Regions from separate parts of the Homo sapiens genome. Here region 1 is linked to region 2. The links are chromatin loops, found by intact Hi-C in ENCODE. Cell type or tissue: right lobe of liver. All regions are shown on one strand. Each heading gives the region's core, and the rest is flanking DNA. Links, peaks and the distances in the headings are about the cores only.

Region 1 (9,783 bases), core at 607-8,606, 75 kb after region 2:
GACTATTGGTAACAACACTCTGAAGGGCAGTGCCAGCCCCAGTGCTTAGGGTGGTGGCAGCAGGATCCATCCTTGTTCCCACATGCCAGCAGCAATGGCAGTGGTGGGGTGTACGTTTATTGGCTGCGATGGAGTGCTGGTGGGTGTAGGGGTGCCAGCCTCCACGTGAGTGTTCACAGTGCTGGTGGTGGCAGCACAACATGGGGGGGTAGGGAAGGGGGTTCCATTGATGTCCCAGTACACATTCACACCAGCAGTGGAGTTAATATGGAGGCAAGGTGCTGGCAGGTGCAGGACTGTTTGTACCCTCTGTGCATGCATTCACGTGGGTAGCAGCTGATACTGGTGAGTGGAGTGTGTCTGCTCGTCTGTGTAGTTTTGTGCTGGTCCAGGGGTGGGGTGCTGGCAGGTGCGGGCTGGCAGTCTCTGGGATCGCAAATGCTCTGACAGCAATGGTGGTGCAGCGAAAAGTTGGGGGGATGAGGTGTGCTCACACTGGCAGCTGTAGCATGACAGGGTGCACATGCACACGCATGCTGGTGGAAAAGAGAAGGCAAGGTCCACTTGCATGCACATATGCTGGCAAAGCAACGTCGGGGGTGGCCATAGGTGAATGCATGCAGGCAAAGTGTCTCAGAGAGGCCGCAGTTTTGGGAAGGTGCAGGTGGGCTGTTGCACGACTATGGGATTTATCAACTGCAGTTCACCAGCACAGGAGCTATGATGTACACCCCCATAAGGGACCCCACCTGGGCAACCGAGGTCGCACTGCAAGCAGGTGTGGGTAGCCTGGAGCCCTGGGAGAGGCCAGCTGACCAAGAGGTGCTCAGGTCCAACCATCCCCAACTTATCGGCAAGAACGCCCTGCACTGATCAGGTCTGACTTCCCTAGGGCTAAAGTCTGTTAGGGAAGCAAGGCGAACCTTGAAATATGGGCGTGTCTAGCTGTGCTCCACTAGAGATGCTCCCACCCCAAATCCTCTGGGCTCTGCACTGGCTGGAGTTCTGTCCCTACCACTTCTCTAAGCAGCTCTCCCTGCCAGCTCAAGTGTTCATGGGGGTCATTGAGTCTCCTGCTGGCAGGTTTCCAAAGTTTCTTTGTGCTGAGCTGCCTTTAGCTGGAGGAGCAGTAACACAAGTACCCCTGTGCCACCACCAATGGGACTATGTGGGGTCAGACCTGTAGCCAGCAGAGAACTGGGTGCTGCCCAAGGCTCATACTGACCACTTCCTGGCTACTCCCTGTTTGTTCAAGGCCCTAGGACTCTACAATCAGCAGGGGGCAAAACCAGCGAGGTTTATGTCCTTCCCTTCAGAGTGGCAAGCTCCTCCCCATCCTAGGCACATTCAGAAAAGCCATCTGCGAGCCAGAGCCTGTAGTGGGAAACCTTAGGAATCTATCTGGTGTTCTACTGCAGGTGAACTGGCACCCAAGCCATAAGACAAAATCCTTCTCACTCTTCCCTCCTGTTTTCACAAGCAGAGGTGTCTCTCCCCATGGTCCTCACCAGTCCAGGACTGTGGGACTCACAGGCTTGTGGTGAGTGCTGCCAGGCTTGGGACACTGTTCAGGGCAGTGGGCTTTCCTCTGGCCATCCAAGAGCCAAGGCCTGAAATTAGGGACCCTAAGAGCCTACTTGGTGCTCTACCCTACTGTGGCCAAACTGGTATCTAAGCGGTAAGACAAAGTCTTCTTTACTCTTCTGTTTCTCAAGCAGGAGTCATTCCTGAAAGCCATCACAGCTGGGAATGTGCTGGGTCACACCTGAAGCCAGCGTCTGAGTCTCACCAATGGCACATGGTGAGTACTGCCTGTGTATTACTGCTGATTATTCAGGGCCCAATGACTCTTTAGTCAGCAGGTGATGGATCCTCCCAGGACTGGATCCTCCCTTTCAAAGAAGTGGGTTCTCTTCTAGCCCAGGGTATATCTAGAAATGTCATTCAGAGCTAGGGCCTAGAATAGGGGCCTCAGCCTGGTGCCCTATCCTACTGTAGCTGAGCTGGAACAAGTTCCAAGACAAAGTTTTCTTTATTCTTCCCTCTCCTCTCCTCAAGTGGAGGGAAGGAGTCTCTCTTGGAGCTGTAAGCTGTGCGGCCTGGAGTTGGGAGAGGGGTATACATTCATCTACCATGTGAGTTGGGCACTGCACACCAAGGCATTCAAACAAGAGAAATGAAACCTTATCTATATGAAGAATTGCATTCAAATGTGCTTAACAAGCAGTTTTATTCCTAACAGACAAAAATAAGAAGCAATAACATATCCATAAGCAGATGAATTCGTATACAGTGATTTCCATAGCATGTCATATTCTAAGATAAAAAGAATGAACTACTCATATATCATGATTGATGAATGTCAAAATATGCATCCCTGCTATGTGAAATAAAAATAATAATAAAGAAAAAAGAAGAACATCTAAATAAATAGGGCTCAGGAGAGTACTCAGGTATGAAAAGAGGAAACATGTTATATCAGTCATATAAAATTCCAGAAAATTGACATTAATCTACTGTTAAGCAAATATTGTAATTCAGTGATTGTCTGGAGCATGGAGAGGCCAGAGAGAAAGATAGTATTTATTTTTTAAGAGACAGGGTCTTACTATGGGACCCAGGCTAGTCTCAAACTTCTTACCTCAAGCAATACTCCCACCCTGGACTCCCAAAGTGTTGGGATAACAGGCATGAGTCACCATGCCCAGTCTTATTACAGCTTTAAAAATTTAATTTGAAAGAACTATCTGGATTTAACATTATTTTTGACAAATAGGTTATGTGATTTTACATTGACTCTCCTAACTCTCATCACGCCCTAAGGGGGGCAATTAGCCTGTGTGATACCAAATACTTATGAGCCAGGAAGATCATTTCCACCTGATTAAATTGGAATGCTGGCTGGTTGCAAAGGCCACATCACTGGACTAAGAGATTTCCTTTCTCCCTATCCTCTTCCTCCTACTAATTCAGGGATGGCTTTTTGGTATGCAGCCCAGATAGGCTACAGAAATCCACAAAACCTTTAGATTTAGTCTGACAATGACCTAAGCTACACTAGATTCATAATTATGGAGGTCCTGAAAATTTCTGTACCTGCTTGTCCATCACAGACATAGTGACTGAATCATTGTGGATGCCTTTTTAAAAAAAGTATATCCCAACTATTCTGTTGCAGTCTGCTTCACTACCTAGAAATGCTAATTCTACAAAAATTATTTTTGGGCTGGGCATGGTGGCTCACACCTGTAATCCTAGTGCTTTCAAGGGCGTATGCTAGAGGATTACTTGAGGCCAGGAGTTGAACATCAGTCAGGGTAAAATAGCAAAACCCTATCTCTATAAAAAATTCTTAAATTACCTGGGCTAATCTCAGGTACTCGGGAGGCTGAGGCAGGAGGATCACTTGAGCCCAGGAGTTTGAGGCCGCAGTGAGGTATGACCATGCCAGTGTATTCCAGCCTGAGTTTCAGAGTGACATCATTTCCCTAAAAAAATAAAAATTAAAGAATTATGATTTCTTTCTCCAGGCTTATAACGTAGGACACTATCCTACAGAATTCTGGACTTCAGGACACATGAATGCACTGTAGGACTTGAGAACAGATTTCCCTCACCAGTACTGAGCAGAATGCAATATCCATTATAAACAAGAGAATAATTTTGTGCTGTTCTCAGAAGCACCAAAGTGTGTCACTAAAACTGTCCCCTACTCAGGTTGATTTATGAAAACACATATTATTGCACTATTTCATCTAAAAATAAAGATCACAAAGCCCTGAAGTCTTTATTTGGAGGCCTTAGGCAGCCATCCAAACTAGGCCACAAATGCAGAGCTATATTCTGCCTTCATACTGTTCCCTAAGAGTCACACAGTTTAGTAACCCCAACAAACTTTCATGGTACCAGAATCCTTCATGGTACCAGAACCATGTTGTATCTAAGCCACACAATGCAGTGAGTATACAATTCACACAATACAGTCAATACAATTCCCAAGATTGAAGGAAGCTTAAATAAGGACTTCATCATAGCAGAAACCAGAACAATGAGAGGCAGCTTGTACTTGGGTTGGTGAGTTAAGAGGCTGGAAAATTCCATTTTAAGAATCATGACAATCATGAGATTCCTAGGAAAGACAGCCCATCTTGTCAAGTAATCAGAAAAATTCTCTAGGCCAAGCTGGTCCAACCCGCAGCTTGTGGGCCGCATGTATCTCAGGACAGCTTTGAATGCAGCCCAACACAAATTTGTAAACTTTCTTAAAACATTATGAGGGTTTTTGTGTGATTTTTTAAAAAAGTTCATCAGCTATCATTAGTGTTAATGTATTTCATATGCGGCACAAGACAATTCTTCTTCCAATGTGGACCAGGAAAGCCAAAAGATTGGACACTTCTGCTCTAGGCCAGAACTGAGTCAGGTCCATGGCCTAACTCTTCATAGAGAAATGAGAAAGGAACGAGTGCAGAGGCTACTCAAAAATACCACTGCTGAATGGGAGACAACTTGAACTTTTTTTCTGGAATATGATGGAGTGCATGAGTGATGCACTGTAGGTACCTGCCAAGTGGTAGAGATGAAATGGCTTTTGCCAGAGACCTAAGAATGAAATAAATCTGGCAAGGACATACGCAGGATAAGAAATGCAATACAGCTCCCATATACCTGGAATTTATGCAGCTACTGGACATATGACATTCAATATAGGTTGATGGTGTCCTCATAAGGGCTCTCTCCCACAGTTACACTGGACAAGAAGTAATATTCCCACACATCTATGTTATTTTTCTCCTGTCAACATTCTGGTATCCAGTGAAAGAAGAGTGAAGCCCTCGCAAATGCTCTGCACTCAAAAGGCACTTCCACAGCAGGAGCTTGTCTGTGCATAATATGTTAGACATTTAGATAAAGAATGTGCCATATTTGTCACACCATAAAGCCTTGATCCAGTGTGAACTCTGATTTTGAAGGAGCATAGAGGTTTGACTAATCAATTTTCCAAATTTACTTCACTGAGAAGGGCTTTCTCTAGTGTGAACTTGCAGGGCAGAGCTTCTAGTGAATGTCTTTCCATATTTGCTACACTGTTGAGGCCTTTCTCTAGCATGAACTCTCCTGTGTTTAATGAAACCAGAGTTTTCCCACAAAGGATTTTCTACTCGCTGCTCTCATAAGGCTTTGTCCAGTGTGAACTCTTACGAACATGGAGCGCAGAGCTGTACGGAAATGATTTCTCACATTTATTATGTGAGAAATTATTATGTGGCCTTTCTCCATTGTAAATTATCTGATGAATAGTAATGCAGCTCTTCTGGCTAAATAATTTTACAAATTCCTTACAGTCATATGGCCTTTCTCAACTGTGAACTCAGTAGTGTTCAGTGAGGTGGGACTTCTTGTTAGGTAATTTCCCAAATTCCCCATAACTATAGGGTCTTTCTCCAGTGTGACCCTTCTGGTATTTGGTGAGGCAAAACTTCTATGTACAGGATTTCATACATTCTCTACACTCAGAAAGCCTTTCCCCAGTGTGATCTTGCTATTGTTGAATGAGGCCAACCTTTTGGCTAGATGATTTTGCACATTCTCCATACTCATAAGTGCTTTCCAGTGTGATCTCACGAATGTTGAATGAGGGTGCTCTTTTTACCAACAGATCTGCCAAATTTTCAACATTCATGATGTCTTTCTCCCGTGTGAACTCGTTGATGTTTAATGAGGTTTCCCTTTTGACGAAAACACTTTCCACATTCTCCACACTCATGTGGCCTTTCTCCAGAGTGAATCTGCTGATGTCGAATGAGACTGCCCTTTTGATGAAAACATTTCCCACATTCTCCACACTCATGTGGCCTTTCTCCAGAGTGGATCTGCTGATGTTGAATGAGACTGCCCTTTTGATGAAAACATTTCCCACATTCTCTACACTCATATGGCCTTTCTCCAGTGTGAACTCTCTGGTGTTCAGTGAGGTGTGACTTGTACCTAAATGATTTCCTACATTCTTTACACTCATAGGGTCTTTCTCCAGTGTGAACTCTCTGGTGTTCCTTTAGGTGGGAGTTGCTCCTAAATAACTTCCCACATGCCGTACACTCAAAAGGTCTTTCTCCAGTGTGAACTCGCTGATGCTGAATGAGGTTGCACTTGTGATTAAACGATTTCCCACATTCTCCACACTGATAAGGTCTTTCTCCAGTGTGAACTCGCTGGTGGTGAACAAGGCTGCGCTTATGGCTAAAAGATTTCCCACATTCGTCACATTCATAAGGTCTTTCTCCAGTGTGAACTCGCTGATGGTCAACAAGACTGTGCTTATGACTAAAAGATTTATCACATTCTCCACACTCATAAGGTCTTTCTCCAGTGTGAACTCTCTGGTGTTCAGTGAGGTGGGCCTTATACCAAAATGATTCATCACATTGTCCACACTGATAAGGTCTTTTTCCAGTGCGAACTCCCTGATGATTATTAAAACTATTACTTTTGCTAGTGAATTTCCCAGAATCACTGCATACATAAGGTCCTTCTCTAGGGAGAAGTCTCTGGTGAAGGACAAGTGAGTGTTTGTTGCTAAACGGTATTGTGGACTCTCCACAGATGTAATGAGTTTTTCCACCCTGAAGGGGTATCCCATGCTTAGTTTCAAAGTTTGACTTCCCTGAAGTGTGAATGTCCTCTTGTTGGAGTAATCTCAAGCTGGACAAAAAGTCTTTCCCAACCTCATGAAAGATAAATGGCTCATGTGACATATGGAATTTACAGTTCTTTACAAAAGATGTTCCCTTGGCATTGCTTCTGTACGATTTCTCTCCAATGTGCTGCTTCTGGTCTTGATGATGGTTTGCATCGTCATCCAATTTTTTTTCATATGCCCCAAACCCATTCAATTTCTGATTGTGTTGTGTTCCCTGGTGTAAGATATCTCCCAGGAGAGGGCCACACATTCCCCAGAGGTGGACCTTCTTGGTACATACACCTGTCCAATGTGTCCTGAGTGGGGACTCCTGTTGTATAGAAAGGGTCTGCTTAGAAGGTGTCTCGTCTTTTGCTCCATACCAACAACCTAAAAGAAATAAAATGCTGGTAAAATGCAAGGTACTTCCGAAGGGAAGTATTACTAAGCCATACCTGATCAACAGCTGCTTTGTTGTACTTATATTTACTTGGGCCTAGACATATCCTTTTATATAGCACCCACATGCTTTATGAAGGTCCTTTAGATGTTTGCACAGGAAGGAATTGCCTCTGCTTCCTGTAGTGCATGTATTGTTGGCTCCTTCACATCATGTGGCCCCCTACATTCTGTAATCATTCTAACCCAGTAATATGAAGAAGACTTATCTTCAACCTAAAGGCAACATTCTGTTTCTGCAATTATTTCCATGGAGTAATACCTCTGTTAGATACACTTGTTTGTGTGTCACAGGAAAATACGAGTACAACAAAGATACACTTGTTTGTGTGTCACAAGAAAATACGAGTACAACAAAGCAGCTGTTGGTCAGGTATGGCTTAGCAATGTGTACACACTTCCTAATACAAAATTGATATGCCAGTATTGGAGTCCACTGCAGATGGAAATGTGAGAAAAATGGGTCCAGGTGGGATCCAGAGATGTGAAGATTAGTCCTGGGCTGGCATCAGAGGAGAAGTGACAGGGTATAGAACGGTGAAGTCTGAAACTCTCAAGAATGGGGAAGACAGAAACAGCATATGGCTCGTCATGTTGCCAGGTAAATACTTGTGAAATCAGAGAGCTTCTAGCATGACTTTCCTAAATCCCTAATGTTATGTCTTCCTCCAGGGTGTTACTCCTCAGAGGTGGCCTCCCTCTGGGCCCATCATGCTGAGCCTGGGTTTAGCTGCAACTTCTGGATCACTGAGAACTCTCAGTCCCACTGCAAAGATATACATGGAATTTACATGAGACATGGATGACATAAAGAATAAGAGAAAGACAAGAGAGAAGAATAGCCAACCAACAGTTCAGAAAAAATCAGCACATGATAGCCCATAGGAAAGAAAACTAAATACTACAAAGATAATTTTTGGCCAGGTGCAGTGGCTCACACCTATAATCCCAGCACTGTGGGAGGCCAAACTGGAAGGACTACTTGACCCTAGGAGTTCAAGACCAACCTGGGTAACATAATGAGACACCATCTCTACAAAACAAACAAATGAGGCCGGGCACGGTGGCTCACGCCTGTAATCCCAGCTCCGGGAGCCCGAGGCGGGTGGATCACAAGGTCAGGAGATCGAGACCATCCTGGCTAACACGGTGAAACCCCGTCTCTACTAAAAATACAAAAAAATTAGCCAGGTGTGGCAGCATGTGCCTGTGGTCCCAGCTACTCGGGAGGCTGAGGCAGGAGAATGGTGTGAACCTGGGAAGCGGAGGTTGCAGTGAGCCGAGATTGGGCCACTGCACTCCAGCCTGGTGGCAGAGCAAGACTCCGTCTCAAAAAAAAAAAAAAAAAAAAAACAAAACCAAAAATACAAATGAACAAAAATTAGTTGGGCAGGGTGGCATGCTCCTGTAGTCCCAGCTACTTAGGAGTCAGGTGGGAGGATTACTTGAGCCCAGAAGGCTGAGAATGAAGTGAACCATGATTGCATCAGTAGACTGCAGCCTGGATGACAGTGAAACCCTGTCTGAAAAAAAAAAAAACAAAAAAGCAAAAAATACTCAGGGCACACTGGCTCATGCTTGTAATCCCAGCACTTTGGGAGGATGAGGTGGGAGGATCACGTGAGGTTGGGAGTCAGAGACCAGCCTGGGCAATACAGCCAGACCTCATCTCTATTAAAAATAAAAATAAAAATTAGTGGGATGTGATGGCAGAAGCCTCTAGTCCGAGTTACTCTAGAGGCTGAGGAAGGAGGATTGCTTGAGCCTGGGAGATTGAGGCTACAGTGAGCTATGACTGCAGCACTGCACTCCAGCCTGGGTGACAGAGTTAAGACTTTGAAAACAAAACAGAACAAAACAAAACAAACAAGATAATTTATAAGGAGGGTCTTGCAAGAACAACCTATGGTGCATGTAAGTATTGAGAACATCAGTGATGGGAGGAATTCCTAGCACAGGCAGTCATGAATAAATGTCACCTAGAGCAAGGAAGTAGAACCTGTGCATACCAGTCTCTGATCTAGAAAAATTACTCAACAGCCAGAGGGCAAGCAAGGTGGGATGCATTATGGTGCCTGTAAAGCTCCTTCTCTGGGAGCTTGCAGCAAAGCAGGTGTTGGGGCTGCTCAAGGAGAGAGAGGGCAGTGCACACACCTCAGTCCTACATACCACATAGAACCTACCCAGGGAACTAACAGAGGAACCTGTGCCCAGGCTCCTGAAGTGAGGAAAACAGTCTTGCCATGGGGAAAAAAGATGGGGACAGACAGACAATAGCTGAGGTCATAGAGAAGAGTGTGAGTGCCTTACCTAGAGAAGATATAAGTGTCAGGTTCTCCAGCATCACGTCATGATAAAGGCATCTCTGAGCCTCACTAAGGAGACTCCATTCCTCCTGGGAAAAGTTCACAGCCACATCTTCAAAGGTCACAGTGCCCTGCCGTGATGATGACAGATGAAACCACAAACACTCCATATGCTCATCCACTTATCCACCCTTGCCCTTCCTCCTCCCAAGGTCCTAAACTACAAGGAGAAACTAGGCCCACTGGTGTCACTATCTTCTCATGGGCTCACTGGTCATGGTGTACAGCCATCAGCCACAAGAAGTGGGTGAAACAATAGATTTCTATGTTTTGGTGCTG
Region 2 (9,783 bases), core at 1,000-8,999:
TGGCTCGAGTCTGTAATCCCAGCACTTTGGAAGGCTGAGGTGGGTGGATCACCTGAGGTCAGGAGTTCAAGACCAGCCTGACCAATACGGTGAAAAACTCTGTCTCTACTAAAATTACAAAAATTAGCCGGGCGTGATGCCGTGTGCCTCCTGTGGTCCCAGCTACTCAGGAGGCTGAGGCAGGAGAATTGCTTGAACCTGGGAGGCAGAGGTTGCAGTGAGCAGAGATCATGCTACTGCACTCCAGCCTGGTGACAGAACAAGACTCCACCTAAAAAAAAAAAAAAAGCAAAAACAAAAAACCCCCAGCGTCATACCTGAAACCCTCTTGCATGTCCTTACCGACCGCATTAGAAAATCTAGCTGCTCCTTTACCAAATGTAAATCACAATTCTAGCGACATCTCCTTGGCCAACAATCATCCATTAAACCTCACCTGGATGACAGAATGAGCCTCAACGCTGTCTTCCTTCCTCCTCCCTTAACCCCATGTTCCTTTCTCCAATGTGGAGCCAGGCAGAGAAGTAACATCACCTCCCCACTCTGATCAGTTTTATCTCTGAGCATTTCACATACTGCTACCAAATCCAAGGCTGACCTTCTAAGTGTTTACACAGTTTCACTGAAATGGGAATACCTCCATACCACCTGCGTTATGGACTTAGGGCCTAGGCTTTAGGGTTTCTCTAGTGTTTCCGGTTGAAAGGACTGAGCTCGAGAGGTGCAACAGAGCAGGATGGTGGAATAGAAAGCTGCACCCATCATACCCTTAACAGAACACCTTTTTTTTTTCTTTTTTTTTTTTAAGAGAGAGTCTCGCTCTGTCACCAGGGCTGGAGTCCAGTAGTGCTACCTTGGCTCACTGCAACCTCTGCCTCCGGGGTTCAAGCAATTCTCCCTAATTCTCCCTGCCTCAGCCTCCCAAGTAGCTGGGATTACAGGCACCTGCCACCACACTCGACTAATTTTTGTATTTTTAGTAGAGACACGGTTTTGCCATGTTGGCCAGGCTGGTCTCAAATTCCTGACTTCAGTTGATCCGCCTGCCTCAGCCTCCCAAAGTGCTGGGATTACAGGCGTGAGCCACCACACCCGGCCCAGAACACCAAATTTAAACACTATCAACACAGAAAAAAATCACCTTTGTAAGAACCAAAAATCAAATGAGCACTCACAGTACCTGGATTTAATTTTGTATTACTGGAAATGGCACTAAAAGGGGCTGTAGAGTCTTGAGTTGCCAATGCCACTCCTCCCCATCCCCCAGCAGTGCCTGCCTGTTGTGGAGAATCTGTGCTCCTGGGAAGGGAAAGCGCAGTGACTGTCAGACGTTGCACAGAACTCAGTGCTTCCCTGTCATAGCAGAAAGCAAAACTGGGCTGAACTCAACGGACGCCTACCCAGGGAGTAAGCATAGCGACCAGCCCAGCCAGAGGGGAATCGCCCACCCCAATGGTCAGGACTTGAGATCTGGCAAGCCTTGCCACTGTGGGCTGGAGGGCTCTGAAGTCCTAAATAAACTTGAAAGGCGGTCGAGGCCACAAGGACTGCAACCCCTAGGCATGTGCTGTGCTGAGCTGGGCTCCGAGCCAGGGGACCTGGTTGGGTTGGGGGAGCACAACCTACTGAGACACCAGTTGAGGTAGCTAAGGGTGTGCTTGTGCCACCCCTCATGCAACCCCAGGCTACGTGGCTCCTTCCTTCCACTCGAGGAGAGGAGAGGGAACAGCAAAAAGAACTTTGTCTTGCATTTTGGATGTCACCTCAGCCACAGGATAGGGCACTGGGCAGGGTTGTGAGGACCCATTCCAGGCCCACCCAGATAATATTTCTAGACACACTCTGGACCAAAACAGAACCTGCTGCCTTGAAGGGAAGAATTCAGTCATGGGAGGACCCATCACCTTCTGACTAAACAACCCTTGGACCCTGAATAACTAGCAGCAGTACCCAGGTAGTATGCGATGGCACTGGGTGAGACTCTGAGACATGCCAGCTTCAGATGTAACACAGCACACTGCCAGCTGTGGTGGTTACGGTCAGAGACCCCACCTGCTTGAGAATAACAGAGGAAAAAGTAAAGGGGACCTTGTCTTGCACCTCAGCTGCCAGCTCAACCACAGAGGGATAGAGCACCAAGAAGCCTCTTGGGGTCCCTGATTCCAGGCCTTGGCTCGTGGATGACATTGCTGGACCTGCCCTGGGTGAGTCTTGAAGAGTCAGCCTCAGACCAGGCAACATTCACCACAAGCTGACTGAAGAGCTCTTAGCCCTTAATGGAACCTCAGTGGTAGTCTGACAGCACTCCCTGTGGGCCCGTGCTGGTGGTGGCCACAGAGTGAGGCTGCTCTGCCTGTGGAAAGGGGATGGAAGAGTGGGAAGGGCTCTAGCTTGTAGTTTGAGTGCCAGCTCAGCTGCAGTGCAAAGGAACACCAGGTAGATTTCTAAGGATTTTTACTCCAATCCCTGGCTCATGGATGGCATCTGTATACCAACCTGAGGCCTGGGGAACTCACCGTCCTAAGGAGAAGGACATAAGCCTGTCTGGCTTTGCCACCTGCTGACTGTACAGGGCTAGGGCCTTGAGGGAACACAGGCGATAGCCATGTAGTGGTCACAGGAGCCTTGGGTGAAACCCAGTGCTGTGCTGGCTTCAGCTCTCACCCAGCACAGTCCCAGTGGTGGTAGCTAAAGGGGTGCTTCTGTCCCAACCCCCAGTTTCAGGCACTTCAGCACTGACAGAGACATGCTGGGACAAAGTGAGGGAAGACCCAACAAGAGTCTCTACCTGTTATGTTAATCAAGGGAAATCTTTCAGATCTTATTCAAGACCACAAAGGTGGTACAGCTCTCTGAGTCTGCAAGAGTCACAGCATTACTGAGTGTGGGGTTCCCGCTAAAGTAGATTCAGCTTAGATCACAACACCCGGGTCCTTTCAAATACCTGGAAACTCTTCCTAAGAAGGACAGGTACAAATGAGCCCAGACTGTGAAGACCACAATAAACACCTAACTGTTTAATGCCCAGACACTGACGAATATCTACAAGCATCAACACCATCCAGGAAAACGTGACCTCACCAAACAAACTAAATAAAGCACCAAAGACGAATCCTGGAGAAACAGAGATACGTGACCTTTCAGACAGATAATTCAAGATAGCTATTTTGAGGAAATTCAAAGAAATTCAAGACAAACACGGAGAAAAAATTCAGAATTCTATCAGATAAATTCAGCAAAGAAATTAAAATAATTAAATAGAATTGGCCGGGCACAGTGGCTCACGCCTGTAATCCCAACACTTTGGGAGGCCAAGGCGGGCGGATCACAATGTCAAGAGATTGAGACCATTCTGGCCAACATGGCGGAACCCCGTCTCTACTACAAATGCAAAAATAAGCCGGGCATAGTAGTGCATGCCTGTAGTCCCAGCTACTCGGGAGGCTGAGGCAGGAGAATGGCATGAACCCGGGAGGTGGAGCTTGCAGTGAGCCGAGATCGTGCCACTGCGCTCCAGTCTGGGCGATAGAGCGAGACTCTGTCTCAAAAAAAAACAAAAAGAAAAAGACAATTTGTATTTCACAGGGCACTCTGCTATAAAGGGTAAGATGTTTTGTTTAGTAAACAAATAAAAAAATAAAGACAGCCAGGCACGGTGGCTCACGTCTGTAATCCCAGCACTTTCGGAGGCCGAGGCGAGCGTATTGCCTGAGCTCGGGAGTTCGAAACCAGGCTAGGCAACATGGCGAAACCCCGTCTCTACTAAAAATACAAAAAATTAGCCGGGCATGGTGGCGGGTGTCTGTAATCCCAGCTACTTGGGAGGCTGAAGCAGGAGAATCGCTTGAACCCGGCAGGCGGAGGTTGCAGTGAGCCGAGATCACGCCACTGTACTCCAGGCTGGGTGACAGACTGAGACTCTGTCTCAAAAAAAAAAAAAATAAATAAATAAAATAAGCTGGGCTCGGTGGCTCGCGCCTGTAACCCCAGCACTTTGGGAGGCCGAGGCAGGTGAATCACCTGAGATCAGGTGTTCGAGACCAGCCTGACCTACATGGAGAAACTCCATCTCTACTAAACATACAAAAAATTAGCCAGGTGCAGTGGCGCATGCCTGTAATGACACCTACTCGGGAGGCTGAGGCAGGAGAATCGCTTGAACCCAGGAGGCGGAGATTGCGGTGAGCCGAGATCACGCCATTGCATCCAGCCTGGGCAACAAGAGTGAAACTCCGTCTCAAAAAAATAAAAAATAAAGACTGCATCTAACGAGGTAAGGTCACCAACGAGCACACTGTTCCACTATCAGTTCTCACTAGAGGATTCTGTGATGTAATGCCCAACCTTGTTTTTACTAACCCTGTTTTTAGATTCTCCCTTTCCTTTAATCACCTAGACTTGTTTCCACCTGAATTGACTCTCCCTTACATAAGAGAGCCAGACAGACTCCATCTTGGCTCTTTCACTGGCAGCCCCTTCCTCAAGGACTTAACTTGTGCAAGCTGACTCCCAGCACATCCAAGAATGCAATTAACTGATAAGATACTGTGGCGAGCTATATCCGCAGTTCCCAGGAATTCGTCTGATTGATAACGCCCAAAGCCCCCCATCTATCACCTTCTAATAGTCTTAAAGCCCCTGCACCTGGAACTGTTTACTTTCCTGTAACCATTTATCCTTTTAACTTTTCTTGCCTACTTTACTTCTGTAAAATTGTTTTAACTAGACCCCCCCTCCCCTTTCTAAACCAAAGTATAAAAGAAAATCTAGCCCCTTCTTTGGGGCCGCGAGAACTTTGAGCGTTACCCATCTCTTGGCCGCCGGCTAAATAAACGGATTTTTTTTTAAATAAACGGACTCTTAATTCGTCTCAAAGTGTGGCGTTTTCTCTAACTCGCTCAGGTACAGTGACTATAAAAGATTAGGCCTTCAGCAGCTCAAAAGGGCTGTCCTGACAGTCACTCCTAATAAAAACTCAGCATCTGCTGCCTATGGCTCTGCCACCTTAAAGACTCTTCCTTGCAAGACTACAGGCTTTTGGGTGATGATGAGGTGACCTGAGGGCATGGAAGGCACCACAATTACCTGAGCAGAGAGCCTCAGCGTGGCCACCACCGCCATCGAACCACGTGGTTTAAAGCAGGGTTGGGAGGAGAGGGTGACCAGCCAGGAGATATGGGCATGACGGTCCCTATCCTGGCCCAGGGGTGGGTCACGCTTGGCGCCGTCACAGAGCTCCAGAGTCGCCTCTGTGCAGCAGAGGACAACTGTTCTCCGCCTTCTGGGTTCAGTCACCGCAGTGCCGACCTAGCGCTCAGGAGCCTCTCCGACAAATAAACCCAACACCAATCAAAATGGCCGCCACCAGAGGGCGCCGGAAGTCCGGACCCATTGTCACGTGCACACAGGAAATGCCTTTATTCTGAGCCCCCATGGCTCTTCCACTCTGTCATTCCATGCGGAGTTTTCTGGGTAATGTAGTTCCCTAGGTAACAAGGAGGGTAAAGGGCACAATTCCCAGAGGCGGTTCTGCAGGAAAAGCCCAGCTCCACCTCAGGAGTATCCTTAAGATATGCGCCCTGACTGGTATGGTGGCTAGCTCCTGTAATTCCACCAGTTTGGGAGGCCAAGTCAGAAGGATCATTTGAGGCCAAGAGTTAGAGATTAGCCTGAGCAACAAAGCAAAATCCTGTTTGAAGGGGGCCTGCCCCTCCATACCTATGGGTATCTCTCATCAGGTGGAGACGAGAGACTGAGAAAAGAAATTAGACACAGAGAAAAAGTATAGAGAAAGAATAGTGGGCCCAGGGGACTGGCACATTCAGCATGTGAGGACCTTCACCGGCGCCGGTCTCTGAGTTCCCTCAGTATTTATTGATCATTATTTTTACTCTCTTGGTGAGGGGAGTGTGGCAGGGCAACAGGGTGATGGTGGGGAGAAGGTCAGCAGGGAAACACGTGAGCAAAGGAATCTGTATCATGAATAAGTTCAATGAAAGGTACTGTGCGTGGATGTGCACATAGGCCAGATTTATGTTTCACTTTAAACAAACATCTCAGTGTAGCAAAGAGCAACAGAGCAGTATTGCTGCCAGCATATCTCGCTTCTAGCCACAGGGTAGTTTTCTCCTATTTCAGAATACAACGAATGGGAATGGTTGGCTTTACACCATGACATTCCATTCCCAGGAATGAGCAGGAGACAGAAGCCTTACTCTTATCTCAACTGCAAAGAGGCCTCCCTCTTTCACTCCTCCTCCTCAGCACAGACCCTTTAAGGGTGTCCGGCTGGGGGATGTAAGGTCTTTCCTTTCCCATGAGGCCATATCTCAGGCTGTCTCAGTGGGGGAAACCTTGGACAATACCCAGGCTTTCTCAGGCAGAGGTCCCTGCAGCTTTCCGCAGTGCATTGTGTCCCTGGTTAATAGAGAATGGAGAATGGCGATGACTTTTACCAAGCATACTGCCTGCAAACATATTGTTAACAAGGCACATGCTGCACAGCCCTAAATCCATTAAACCTTGATTCAATACAGTACGTTTCTGTGAGCACAGGGTTGGGGCTAAAGTTACAGATTAACAGCATCTCAAAGCAGAACAATTTTTCTTAATACAGATCAAAATGGAGTTTCTTATGGCTTCCTTTTCTACATAGACACAGTAACAATCTGATTTCTTTTCCCCATATCCTGTCTCTGCAAAAAATAAAAAATATTAGTGGGGTGAGGTCAGGCAGGCCAGTGGTCCCAGCTGCCCCAAGGTTGGGGTTAGGGTTAGGGAGCCTGAAGGAGGGAGAATCGCTTGAGCTCAGGAGTTTGAAGCTGCGGTAAGCCGAGATCGTGCCACTGCACTCCAGCCTGGGCAACAGAGCAAGACCTCTTCTCTAAAAAATAAAAATAAGGGCTGGGTGTGGGTGGCTCACGCCTGTAATCCCAGCACTTTGGGAGGCTGAGGCGGGTGGATCACCTGAGGTCAGGAGTTCAAGTCCAGTCTGGCCAACATGGTGAAACCCCGCCTCTACTAAAAATACAAAAATTAGCTTGGCATGATGGCATATGCATATAATCCCAGCTACTCAGGAGGCTGAGGCAGGAGAATCTCCTGAACCCAGGAGTCAGAGGTTGCGGTGAGCTGAGATTGTGCCACTGCACTCTAGCCTGGGCGACAGAGCAAGACTCTGTATTGGAAAAAAATAAAATTAAATAAATAAATAAATAAAAGATTGCAGATCTTTCTACTGGGCAGAGGATCATCCTGCCTTTCCTTAAAACTCCTATTGAGATTTCTTGCAATTATTAGCTGTAGCTGATTACCCTAGTGTATGGAAAAATATTATTTCAGAGTTAGTGTAGGTGCTCCCAAAGGCTATAGATCTAAATTCACCTATCATTTCAAGTGGTCCTTTGATGCAAAATTCTTCCACTGGAAGCAGAGATTAATGCAAAGGTTAATAACCATTATTGTATTGTTAAAATGAATGTGTAAACACCCAGCGGGTTCATTTTGCCCACTGCCCAGATAGAGCCAATTTATCAGGACAGGAGAATTGTAAAAGAAAGAGTTTGATTCACACAGAGTTGGATGAACAGCAGACTGGAGTCTTATTAATATTACTCAAATCAGTCTTCCTGAAAACTTGGAGACTGGGTTTTTTTGTTGTTGTTTATTTGTTTGTTTGTTTTTTTGAGATGGAGTTTTGCTCCTGTTGCCCAGGCTGGAGTGCAAGGTCATGATCTCGGTTCACTGCAACCTCCACCTCATGAGACTGGGGTTTTTTAAGGATAATTTGGTAGATAGGGGGCCATGAAGTGGGCAGTCCTGATTGGTTGGGTTGGAGATGAAATCGTAGGTATAGCAGGACAAGCTGCAGACTAAACCCCTCAGACACCGAGTTAAAGAAGGAAGGGCTTTATTCAGCTGGGAGCTTCGGCAAGACTCACATCTCCAACAACTGAGCTCCCCAGGTGAGCAATTCTCGTACCTTTTACGGGCTCACAACTCTAAGGGGGTCTGTGTGAGAGGGTCGTGATCGATTGAGCAAGCAGGGGGTACATGACTGGGGGCTGCATGCACTGGTAATTAGAACGGAACAGAACAGGACAGGGATTTTCACAATGCTTTTCTATATAATGTTTGTAATCTGTATAACATTACTGATTAGGTCAGGGGTCGATTTTTCTTTTTTTTGATTTGAGTCTTGCTCTGTCGCCCAGGCTGGAGTGCAGTGGCATGATCTCGGCTCACTGCAAGCTCCACCTCCTGGGTTCACGCCATTCTCCTGCCTCACCCTCCCGAGTAGCTGGGACTACAGGTGCCCGCCACCACGCCCGGCTAATTTTTTGTATTTTTAGTAGAGACAGGGTTTCACCATGTTAGTCAGGATGGTCTCGATCTCCTGACCTCGTGATCCGCCCGCCTCGCCCTCCCAAAGTGCTGGGATTACAGGTGTGAGCCACCGCGCCTGGCCAAAAAAAAAAAAAAAGTCCGGGCCCAGTGGCTCACGCCTGTAACCCCAGCACTCTGGGCAGAGGTGAGGGGATCACGAGGTTAAGAGCTACAGACTATCCTGGCCAACATGGTGAAACCCCGTCTCTACTAAAAATACAAAAATTAGCTGGGCATGAATCCCAGCTACTGGGGAGGCTGAGGCAGGAGAATCGCTTGAATCCGGGAGGCAGAGGTTGCTGTGAGCCAAGATCGTGCCACTGCACTCCAGCCTGGGTGACAAAGAGAGGCTCTGTATCAAAAAATAAATAAATAAATAAATAAATAAAAGCCAAGGGTCTAGCCAGAGCTGTGGAACCGCCGCCAGGTCGCTGTTGGTCCACACCGCCCGTCGCGCTACCCGCCCACCCAGCATCGGCCGCCGCCATGGGAGTGCAGGTGGAAACCATCTCCCCAGGAGAGGAGTGCACCTTCCCGAGGCACGGCCAGACCTGCGTGGTGCACTACACCGGGATGCTTGAAGATGGAAAGAAATTTGATTCCTCCCGGGACAGAAACAAGCCCCTTAATTTTTAGCAGGAGGTGATCCGAGGCTGGGAAGAAAGGGTTGCTTAGATGAGTGTGGGTCAGACAGCCCAACTGACTATATCTCCAGATTCTGCCTACGGTGCCACTGGGCACCCAGGCATCATCCCACCACACGCCACTCTCGTCTTCGATGTGGAGCTCCTAAAACTGGAATGAAGGGAATGGCCTTCTCCCTCAGCTCCCTGTTCTTGGATCTGCCATGGAGGGATCTGGTGCCTCCAGACGCGTGCGCATGAATCCATATGAAGCTTTTCCTGAGGTTCCACTACACTCTGTATAGACATCTGCCCTGACTGAATGTGTTCTGTCACTCAGCTTTGCTTCCGACACCTTCCATTTCCTCTTCCCCCTTCTCCTTGTGTGTGTGTTTACCTAAACTATATGCCATAAACCTCAAGTTACTCATTTTATTTTGTTTTCATTTTGGGGTGAAGATTCAGTTTCAGTCTTTTGCATCTAGGTTTCCAATTAAGTACATGGTCAAGTATCAACAGCACAAGTGATAGATTCACTTTAGAATAGGAATTGGTGTTGGGGGGGTGTTGCAAGAATATTTTAATTTTTTCGATGAAATTTTTATCTATTAGATACTAAACATTCTTTCTGCTGCGCTGCAAAGTCATAGCAGATATGAGGTGCTGTTGAGGGATTAATTATTGTCCAAGTTGAGAGATGTCCTTCAGTTAAATTAAAATCCCTACCTAAAACCAAGGTGGTGATGGGGAGAGCCTTTGCTTCCACCAGTTCCCC

The links. Hi-C counts contacts between places; a loop is a spot of excess contacts. Peaks named below come from ENCODE experiments on the same cell type or tissue, not always from the same donor. Only the 100,000 strongest peaks of a DNase experiment are listed, where the experiment ranks them.
Region 1: it touches region 2 in a loop (2.0-fold over the local background); 30 of 110 quality-filtered maps call a loop at or near these places.

Annotation. Positions count from the first base shown.
Region 1 is chr19:57,750,577-57,760,359 of GRCh38, reverse strand. ZNF776 (zinc finger protein 776) reads right to left here. Exons shown (of 3, transcript NM_173632.4): 2 at 9,449-9,575; 3 at 2,212-7,069. The coding sequence ends at 5,673. Among named protein-coding and RNA genes, the nearest start is that of ZNF776, 8.7 kb to the right of the region's middle. In right lobe of liver, for the core only: no CTCF peak of the experiment used is centred there; no DNase peak of the experiment used is centred there.
Region 2 is chr19:57,825,867-57,835,649 of GRCh38, reverse strand. ZNF587B (zinc finger protein 587B) reads right to left here and starts at 5,351. Exons shown (of 3, transcript NM_001376223.1): 1 at 5,086-5,351. The coding sequence starts at 5,121. It also overlaps the pseudogene FKBP1AP1. In right lobe of liver, for the core only: a CTCF peak has its summit at 5,355 (motif pointing right); a DNase peak (open chromatin) is centred at 5,369; H3K4me3 peaks cover 772 bases; H3K27ac peaks cover 1,784 bases.